Linked DNA regions of Mus musculus: region 2 is linked to region 1. A link is a loop called in an ENCODE intact Hi-C map of the cell type or tissue named here. Cell type or tissue: left cerebral cortex. All regions are shown on one strand. Each heading gives the region's core, and the rest is flanking DNA. Links, peaks and the distances in the headings are about the cores only.

Evidence for each region. A loop is a pair of places that touch in the nucleus more often than their neighbours do. Peaks named below come from ENCODE experiments on the same cell type or tissue, not always from the same donor. Only the 100,000 strongest peaks of a DNase experiment are listed, where the experiment ranks them.
Region 2: it touches region 1 in a loop (2.6-fold over the local background); 2 of 42 quality-filtered maps call a loop at or near these places.

Annotation. Positions count from the first base shown.
Region 1 is chrX:58,026,715-58,032,089 of GRCm38, forward strand. It overlaps Zic3 (zinc finger protein of the cerebellum 3), which reads left to right and starts at 3,914. Exons shown (of 3, transcript NM_009575.2): 1 at 3,914-5,375. The coding sequence starts at 4,467. RefSeq lists enhancers at 3,717-3,747, 3,890-3,919 and a cis regulatory region at 3,729-3,737. In left cerebral cortex, for the core only: no CTCF peak of the experiment used is centred there; DNase peaks (open chromatin) are centred at 3,050, 3,840 and 4,805; H3K4me3 peaks cover 1,698 bases; H3K27ac peaks cover 222 bases.
Region 2 is chrX:58,375,778-58,381,152 of GRCm38, forward strand. No RefSeq gene overlaps it. Among named protein-coding and RNA genes, the nearest start is that of Gm25851, 20 kb to the left of the region's middle. In left cerebral cortex, for the core only: a CTCF peak has its summit at 2,344 (motif pointing left); a DNase peak (open chromatin) is centred at 2,357.

The DNA of each region.
Region 1 (5,375 bases), core at 92-5,091:
CAAAAAAACCTTTGAAAAATGGTGAGTTTCAGGGACACGTTTCAACGAGAAATACTTTGTACTCCATTGGGGAGAATCAGGGGCACCAAATTCAGCGTCTTGGAATAATTCCCTTCCTGGATTCAAAGATTCATTTATTGAAATAAATCAGGAAGCATTGGCAGAACGGAAATCCGCTTGCTGGGTTTAAAGGGTCTTTAAAATGTTGTGAGTGTTAGATTGCAAGTCTTTTCTAAATATAAAACAGAAGAAAAGACCGCAGTGTTTCCCTTGGACTTAAAGAAAATTGCTAGGTCTCTGACTTAGGATCATTTCGTGTCCGCTACAGAATTTTTTAAAAAACACTGCATGATAACACAATGTGCGGCACATGTTTTGTTTTTTTGAGGCGACTGGAAGGGAAGAAGGGCAAAGTGCTGCCTACTGAGGCTCTGGGGTCTATGGAGAAGCCAGTTCTACCCTGTTGCCCCTCACAGCGGTCCTTTTTCTCTCTCCTCCTCCTCCAAGATAGGTTCTACAAAGACTCAGACTCAAAAGCCTTGCTCGTTTGGCAATGATAGGCTTCTCTGATTTTATTTATTGCTTTAGATTTGGGTATAAAAAATAATCTTTTCTCCCTTTACTGTTTGAACTCAGTGTGAGGGAAAGGATCCTATTATATTTCCTATCCATGCAGACATGTGGATATTTAGACCAGACCACATACAACTGGGGGACACATAAAAGAGATTTATTGGTTAATTTAGGCTGCCTAATACACATGTAAACCCCAGTAAGCCAAAGTTGCTGAGGGAGCTTCGGTTATAGTGGAAAATAAGAACCACGACCCAGGTTCGAGTGGTCCTGTCTGACGCCATGATTCCTTCCTGCACCTGGGAGAGGGGGAGGGGAGGGGACACGACTAAGAATGCTTTCCACCTCTGGCCCTAGCTTCTGTATGGGGGAAGTTTTTGCTCTTTCTAGTCGCCACTCGGCTGGCTCTTGGACTCAGCTCCCCAAAGCTCTAGGTCCACCCCCCACCGCAAGTCTTTCCCAGAGTCTCCTTCCAAAAAAGCAACTTGAGAGAGAAGCTGCAAGTCCTGAGAAAAGTTAACTTTTCTCTTGCCCAACAACACTGTGAGGCGTTCTGTGAGGCGCAGGGAACTTGATTTTTTTCATGCGGTGACTTGCTACAACTGGAGACATACTGCTTTCCATCGCGACTAAGAGTCAGGGCTTCCCCTCCCCAAATATGGAAACTCCCACCCATACCAACCACAACAGAATTCGAAATGGTCTCCTTGTGCCCTGCTGCTCATAGAGTCCCCAGTCTCATCCTTTGGGAAATATCTGGAACCCCTGAGCCTCACTGAACAACTGCACTCCTAAGGGGCCTGGCTGCCTTGGGAAGAGCTCCTCTGCCTGGGTTTTGGCCTAGCTGAACCGCCTCAGGTCTGCCCCTTAACTGGGACTCACCCCTCCCCCTTCCCACCTTCCCACTTCTCGGTTGATGATCTAATTGAATTATGCCTTTTTGTTCCAGGGACTGCAGAGCACGTGCTGGAGGCAATTAATTATCGGAATGTGGCCGCATCAAAACGGACACTCGGTACCCGGTAGGTCAGCGGCGGCAGCATCCCCTTGCCCTGCGTTCGAGACTCCTCCCCAAAAAGAGGAATGCTAGTCCCCAACTACCAACCCTCTTCTCCAAGCCATTGCCGGGTAGCTTGCTCAGACTTCCAATCCTTCTAGACCCTCGCTTATCCGGGTATCTGCAGGGACTGCCGGGAAACTCTTGCAGCAGCGGTAGCGGGACAGCTGCTTTCCCTGAGTCTCCAAGCTGACAGGATCCAAACTTTTTACTAAGCAGCTAGACGTCTTGGGGTGGTAGGGGTGAGGAGAGGTACTGGGATGCTCAGAAGGAAATTAAGGAAAAATAAGACAAAGGGAAAAAGGAAGAAAAGCAAACCAACCTTTTTTGCAAACCTGACTCCACGGAATTCATTTGCATGATTTAAGTATATTTGTATATTTCTCTAAAACTCCCCACTCCACCCGCAAAGAAACTCTGTAGAGGGAGAAGAGAGGTTTCTTTTTTTTTTTTTTAAGAGCTTGTTTTCGGTAAATGCAATAATTTAAAAGTCATCAGTGCACTCTCACCTTGCAATCTGGGGAGTGGGCTCTAAATGTGGAGTGAGATTGGGGTGAATTGGCTGTGAAGGGGTGACTTACTATAAGATGTGCCAGTAGCACCTTCTCTCCGCAAACTATCTTAGAAGGTGAGGTGTTGGCCAGATCAGTCAGATAGGAGGAGGGCAGAACCGGAAAAGCTGCAGTTCTAACGCGCTGCTTGAGGCGGTCTCTCCTGGCGCCTCTGAACTTGATCAGTTGTTGTTTGCTACAGAGAGATGGCGGCCAGGCTGTGAGCCTGCCTCAAGGCATAGACTTTTAGAGGCTTTGCCCTGCTTGGGATGTGACAATCCCAGCCACCTCTCAGTCTTTTCTTCCCACTCACTTTCTTCCACCCTTTGCTAGTGCTTTGCCGCACAAATCATGGGTGGATTTATAACCCTGCTTCTGGTCATTTTGTTCAGAGGGGGAAAAAATACAAAAAACAACAACAACAACAAAAAAAAAAAACAAAAACAAAAAACCTCTCACCAGGGGGAAGAGTGGTGGGTAAAGAGGCCACTCCAGCACAGTTCCCTGGAAAGCAATTCCTTGAGGGACTGACTGCTTCCCTGAGTCACTAGGTGCTTCACTGGATAGGCATAGAAGAGAGCAAAGCCCGGGATGTTAAGAGGGGAGGAAAATTCCATTCCCTGTTGTCCTTTTAACACTTCGGCATTTCAGAATGTTGAGTATTCAAAGCTTGTTGCTCCAGCCACACGAAAAGCACAGTCACTGTCTAGTATGTTTTTACTCTGTGTTTTGTATACATAGGCTGTGTTCTTACACATTAATTTAGCATCTATGCTTGTTTCTGGTATGTGTCTATATGCTCTCTGTGCTTTGTTTAGTGTTGATACTGTGTTGCTTACTTTATTTAGTATGTTCTGCGTCTTTCAGGAGGTGTGCTTGCTTTCTGTGTTTCATTCGTGTTTCCTGCTATTTGCTTAGGTTGTGTTGTACATGGCTGTTGTATTGTTGTCTGTTCTATCACGGGACAAGGGGATGTTGCTGAGAAGCAGTGAGTACAGCCGCTAATCACAGACCACACGGTCACAGTCTGACTCCGAATTACCGTTAGTAGGCTCTATGAGCTATCGTTTCTTCTAGTTTGGGCAGTGGACAGCTACCTCTAGTTTGGGGCACAGGCAGGGAAGAAACTGAACCGGCCTGGGTTTATAATCTAATGGGGTGTGGGGTGAAAGCCACAGCTGATCAGGAACACAGATTTGCCCCACTCATGCGGGAATTTGTTCTCGGTACCTACGGAAGGAAAACGTTCTCAAGGTGGTGAGGCAGCAGGGTCCCAAGTGGGTACCACAGTGTCTTCTGGACCGAAAGGGAACGGCAACGACAAGTATCTTCTTGGGTCAAAGAGTTTCTTTAGTCTAGGCGGGTACAGAGCGTGCGAGGGGTGCTTGCTGCCGGCTTAGAGCAGGGCCAAGCCAGGGAGAGGCTCAGCTCTGTCCCGCCGCTTGCGGAAGCCTGGCCCCAGTTCCCCACAGCCTCGCAAACCCGGCGGATCCCTTTCAGGGACGCTGAGCAGCGGCTGCCTCACCTGCCGGGCGCTCCGCAGCTACCCAATCAGCTGGGGTCGCCCGGCAGCGGCTGCCATGTTCTCCGCTTCGCGCTGCCAATCATTGTGTCGGTGGCCAATGGGCGACAGGGCCGGGGGTCAGGTGATCTCAGGCCAGCTGGCTCCCCATTGGTGCGCGCTGCCCAGCCTCCCGCTCGGTTTATGTGCGAGGAGTGAGTGATTGACTTTATCAGTCCAAGGACATTACTCTGGAGGTGAAGAGGCTTGGACTCGCGAAGCGAGCAGTGAGGTTCGAGCCTGCTTACTGCAGGCTGCCTGCCCTCTGGCCACGTTCCGCCTCTGCTTCTTGGTGCAGTTGCTCCTGAAAGCCGGGACCCGAGGAGCCTCTGGCCCCGTGGTTCCGCGCTCTTGAGTAGAGGAGGGGTGTCCGGGACAGGATTGACAAACCCCGCCCTCCACTTATTATTTTGCTTATTTTTCTTTGTGCGCTCCTGTTAGTTTGTTAAGCAGATTTAGTCCTAGAGTCTTTTCTCCTCCCTTCTCCTCCCTCCTCCTCTCCCATCGCCCTCCCCCCAATCCTTTTTCTTCCCCTCCTCCCTCCCGTCCCTCTGCAGGAGACTCTCGCAGCCTAGGAAAGTTGCAGCTCCGGGTAGCGCCTAGGGGGTCTCCAGGCAGTGTTCAACCGCCGCCATCCCTTTCCGACTACGGCCCTTCAGGGATCTCCTTCGCCTGCACCCTTGCTCACTTCGGCCGGATCTTCTGTGTCCAGAACACCCTACCTATGACGATGCTCCTGGACGGAGGCCCGCAGTTCCCTGGGTTGGGAGTGGGCAGCTTCGGTGCTCCGCGCCACCACGAGATGCCCAACCGCGAGCCTGCAGGCATGGGATTGAATCCCTTCGGGGACTCAACCCACGCTGCGGCCGCCGCCGCTGCCGCCGCTGCCTTCAAGCTGAGCCCAGCCACCGCTCACGATCTGTCTTCGGGCCAGAGCTCAGCGTTCACACCGCAGGGTTCAGGTTATGCCAATGCCCTGGGCCACCATCACCACCACCATCACCACCATCACGCCAGCCAGGTGCCCACCTACGGCGGCGCTGCCTCCGCCGCTTTCAACTCCACGCGCGACTTTCTGTTCCGTCAGCGCGGTTCTGGGCTCAGCGAGGCAGCCTCCGGGGGCGGGCAGCACGGGCTTTTCGCTGGCTCGGCGAGCAGTCTTCACGCTCCAGCTGGTATTCCTGAGCCTCCTAGCTACTTGCTCTTTCCTGGGCTTCATGAGCAGGGCGCTGGGCACCCGTCGCCCACAGGGCACGTGGACAACAACCAGGTCCATCTGGGGCTGCGCGGGGAGCTATTTGGCCGTGCAGACCCATACCGCCCCGTGGCTAGCCCGCGCACGGACCCCTACGCGGCCAGTGCGCAGTTCCCTAACTATAGCCCCATGAACATGAACATGGGCGTGAACGTGGCGGCCCACCACGGGCCGGGCGCCTTCTTCCGTTACATGCGGCAGCCCATCAAGCAGGAGCTGTCCTGTAAGTGGATCGAGGAGGCTCAGCTGAGCCGGCCCAAGAAGAGCTGCGACCGGACCTTCAGCACCATGCATGAGTTGGTTACGCATGTTACCATGGAGCATGTGGGGGGCCCGGAGCAGAACAACCACGTCTGCTATTGGGAGGAATGTCCCCGC
Region 2 (5,375 bases), core at 261-5,260, 350 kb after region 1:
ATTATTTTAGAATGGATACAGTGGCGCACCCTTGTAATCTTGGCTTTTAGGAGGCAAATGAATCTCTCTGAGTTTGAGGCCAGCTTGATCTACATAGTGAGTTCCTGGAGAGCCAATGATACATAGTGAGACCCTGCCTTAAAAAAACAAAGCAAAACAAAAAAAAAAAAACAGTCATTTGTTTTACATTTATAAGACTGTTTGTGATAGCCCAGGAGGAAAAAAAGGATAAAATAGAAAATGCAGAGTATGAAACAGGCACTTAAGGGCATAGCCTTTGGGACATTGACATTCAAAGTTTGATGAAGTGATTAATCATGGTAGAAGATAAAAATAAATAGAGTAGAGAGGCAGGGTGATGAACAGAAATGTTTTTACCACAAAGTGGTGGAAATTAAAGGTCATTGCCAAAATGGTAAAGGTAAAGACCACACTGTAAGTTTGACATTGATTTATGGGATGGCATACATTTACAGGGAATTTAAAAGAGAATGGATGATTTGGGGAAAAAAAAAAAAAGAGGGCATCCGTTTTGAAAGTTTCTAAGACTGTGGATGTCGGCCAGTGGTAGTGTTAGAGAGCTTGCCTTCACATGTATGAAGTCCCAGGTTTCAGTCCCAGCAGCGTGAAGAATGTTTAGTAATATAATGTAGGCTATTTCACGAATGAGCAAGAAGTAAGATTCTTTAGACCACTGTTGGTTACATTAGATCATGGTGAGTAAGGACGATGTGAGAATGTGTACTGGGTGGCAGTAAAACCCAATGCATAAGTAAAGCATCATAGCTGAAAACCTTGAAACACATCAGGGTAGACTCAAAGACTTAAAGAAAAAGACTATACAGAAAAAGGTAAGAGGAACTGTATTGGGATGCTACAATTAGTTAAGACAGACTTTGGAAGATAAAACTAAGACAAAACAATAAAAAAGAAAAGGAGATTGAGCAAAGATAACCAAAAGACTGAGGTGAAAGGGACAGAACTAAAGACATCTATATTTTATACACTGGCAGTTTGAAAATTCAAGGGAGAAGTCAGAAAGCAAGTTAGGGTCTTGCAGCAGTGTTGCAAATTGGAACGTAAGGCTACACAGTGGGGGTCACTCTGTAGGATGAGTTGTCTGAGTGTTCACTACAATCTTTATAGGCGGGAATGAGTGGAATAATAGGTATGGGGCATTTTTATTGCACTTAGCACAGTAGTATCAGAAAAAGATGAAATAAAGGGAAACAGATTGTTATTGGTTACAGAGGAAAAGGCATTCAGCAGTCTCAGTCTATAGACTGCTAGAAATGTAGGCCACAAGGAGTGAGTCCAGTGGAGTGAGGGAGTGTAGAGTCAGAAGGCTCCTGTTGGAGATAAGACAGTGCTTATGTTCTACAGCTTGGTGGATCACAGCTGATGCTCATCACACTTGCATAGCACAGCGAAGCTTTCGCAGAGGAATCGTGTCGATGTTCGAGGGCAATATGAGCATTTCTTGTCAGTTGAGGGGACAAAGAATGGTAGTTCAGTTTGTTGAGTGAGTAGTTACGTCTCACATAAGAAGTTCTGAGTTCCTTCTTCAGCATTGCATACAACTGGGCATGATAGTGTATGTGTGCCATCCAAACACTGTCTGGGCAAGGGTAGAGGCAGAAGAAGGAGTGCAAAGTTAGCCTCAGCTATAAAATAGAGGCCAATTTGGGATACATGAATACCTGGGTTTTGTGTATGTGTGTATTTGTTTGTTTTTGTTTTACCTTTTGTGCTTTTAAGTCATAGGATACATGCTGTTCAGTGGCAGTGCCAGCCCAGGTTTTTTATTTTTTATTTTGTTCTTGGGTTTTCTTTTTCTTTTTTGATTGTTTTAAAGCAGATGCTTGTCTTAGTAACTGAAAGGTAGGCCAGAGACAAAGTTGAAGATGTCAGATGCCTGAAGACAGAGGTGCCTCATGCTGAAAGTTTGGCAGCTGCCTTCAGCTCTCTGCAAAGCCCTGTTTATTGTTTTCCCTTCCTGTTTTGATTTTTACTAGCCTTGCTATTTTCCCTTATGAATGAGATGTAAATATTAATCGAGGCAATATTAATTAAAATACCTTAAAAGCTTAAAACCATGGCTAGAATATATACTGGCTGAACATATGTGCATGTAATAGTATCAATATTGAAAGCCCCTGCTGGGAAAAGCCATTGCAAAGGATTTTTAGCAGACTTACTTCTGGGATCACTAATGATTAATTAGTGTGTATCATAATGTAAAGCAAATGTCACCCTAGCTACCTGGGGTTGTTGTCATTTGCAAGTGGAACAATTTCCTCTTGATCACCAAGAGTAAAATGAAAAGTGCCTGCCATCTTGTGGAAGGTGGTGGGTATCTCATGCTTAAAGAAAGCAAGTGAGTCTTCTAGGCATGTACTCTTGGGCTTTTCCCTCCTCTTTCCCATGGATGTGTTGTTTCCTATAGAGAAGTGTATTAACGATTAAAATGGAAATGAGCGCATCTCAATTAAAAATTGCACAATTGCATGTCCCTTGTCGTCACACATATCAAAGGTATTTAGCTCAGAGTAAGATGAACAGTACATTGCCATCGAGCGGCCGCTTCTTAAAGAATTGTGGGTTGGCTTGATCCACGTCAGTTTATTGGCTAGTCTCAAGAGAAATTATGGCTGAGTGAGAATTTCAGTTCTTTAGCTCAGAAGCGGAGTGTTGGCTACGAGATGGTGGAATGAATGCCAAACTAGCAGCTCATGGAGTTTTAGATTGTGGCAGATTTCTTGGGATGCTCAGGAGTTTAATCTGCTCCTCAGGGGCTTTCCAGTGGTTCTGCCCAGGGCATCCATCAGCTCAGTCGATTACTGTAACTCACTCAATCCCAGGAAAATGTGTGTCCTGGGGAACAAATGGTTATTCCTTAACTCCGATCACAATTGAGAAAACAATTGAACCAGTAAAGGCTGCTTGGAGGAGCCAACTGAGCAGAGCTGTAGAAAGGGAAAGGGTTTGGGAAGATCAGGAAAGCAAGGCTTTGCATAAGTGCCTTAACAGGTGGTTTTGGTCAAACAAAGGTGGCAGGGAGTCAAGTGTCTCATTCATTAAACTCACTTGTGAATTTAGGCAAAACAGTTTGGTCAGCTTGTAGACACAGACTCAGGCACTGCTGCTTGACAGATACTTTTTGAAAATCTGAATCTAATCCAGTTAGTATGTCTTGTCCCCAGTACTGTATTTTATAATTTGTCTCTGTGTCCGTCTGTCTCTCATTTTTCTATATATGTATATGTAAATATGCATTTATCTGTCATTAGTCTATTATTCTTTCTACGAATATATTTATACATTTATCTTTCGACCAACAACGTAATTATTGTTGTAGTTCAATAAACATTACTTTGTAACTTGCCATTCTGAAACTTTGGCTACCACCCATAAAACACCAAATTTGGCTTCTGGGTTTCAAGTGCATGTATATATGTTTTATAGGAAGTTATCTTAGTGATACTAATATAGACAGAGGTTATGTATTGAAATAAAAACAATGAATATTTATTCATGTATAACTTGAACAGTTTCTATCAAAACTCAGAATGGTTTTTTTTTTGTGTTTGTTTTTTGGGCCACATTTTTTCTTCTGTAGTTCTTTTAAATTTCATATATGAGTATTGTATTTAAATGGTTTCTCTTCTCCCTCTCCTCCCTCAAGGTCCTCCGGTCTCCCCTCTTGTTCCCTCTCAAATTCATTGCCTCTTTCTCGTTAAACACACACATAACTTGCTGAGCCCATCTAGCATTGCTTATATGTATATATTTTAGTATGTTTTTAGGGCTGACCACTTGGTTTTGGGACAAACAGGGGGCTCATCTTTGGGGATGTTTCTTCATCTCCCAGCCGTGATTTTCAGGATACATTTTTATGTAGGGGTATCTATGAAAATTTTCTGCAAAAATAATTACAAAGTAATCAAACAGAATGGAACTCTTTAATATTTCTTCCTCTGTCACTGGATTGGATATGAATAGATACCCCAAACTTGTATTTCTGTAATCATTAGATAGATGTGTGGAAGTATATGCTGCAATTTGGTCTAGTTTATAACACCATGTTACATCTACTTGCTAAGTAAACACTTAAGTGTTCAGTTATGCTGTGTATTGTCACAGTTTTACTATCAAAAAATGAAAGGAATCAGCTATGCATCCACTTAGTCAAACGTAGATCATTCGATGACACTTATTCCATGTTTTTGTCCCCATCCTTATACATTCAAGCTCAAGCATCTTTATTCCTTTTAGCCAGAAATGAGAACTACAAATCGGATTACTCTGATAGAATAATCCCAATGTTAGATAAAGCATCCTGTAGCAGTGCCATTTGGTCTTTACAGATGTGGATCTATAGTATATTTATGATAGGCAGTAAATAAGAAACTTAATATGCAAGCTGAAAGCAAAGGAATGGAGGAAAGTTTTCATTTTCAATTATACTCTTGACAAGGTGTGAATTTCATTTTATTTATTTTTAACATTTATTTATTTTTTCTGGGTATGAATTTAAATGCACACTCTCCTGAAATATGAATGTGAGTATGTATTTTACCTATAAGAATAAATGTCAACCGTGAGCATTTCAATTTCTAAAGGCACTTAGACTCAAGGAAAGAATTGGAGTTTTAGAAGCCAAAATAAGAATTCATGTTTTCCAGCTGAGATAAAGCTTTCTGATGGATGGAATATATTATAGGTCCAAAAAGTGCGGTGGTGAGAATAAATAAAATAAATTGCTTCCAAATTGCTGAAACAGTGTAATACCCCTCAGTCTGATTGTTAACAAGCTGCTGTTAAGGTTGTTCTAGGACCATTCAAACTGTGAGTCTTGGCTTTCTCTCCCCCAGCGTTACTGGATATGCATCGGTTAATGAGAGCACGTTCATTAAATGTTTTGCTCTTTATAATTTCAGGCTGCTGGTGACGGGAAAAATTGTATTATAATAGGAAGTAGAAGTGGTTGGTATAAAACCACTCGTTTCTTTCACTCTTTGGAAATGACTGAGTAGCTCACTTATGGTTATGCTACCCAGGAACACAGCTATTATACTTTTAACTCATTGCATTATGCTATTAGACATGGAACTATTATGCATTTCATTGATTTGTTAAAAGAAAATTTAAAACTACACGTTTGTATACTGAAGATTATATGCCAGACCAAAGAGTGCCACATTGACGGCTTTCCATACACGGATGTTTAGAAAAAATAATGAATCTATCAGCAAAGGACATTTCTTTTTCTGTAGATATTAGCTCAAGTCCCCTCTGTGTTTTTTCTTATTTTCTTTTGTGCTGTCCCTGGTTTGTAAAGCCCGGAGAGTCAACCTTTTCTAAATCACCTCGCT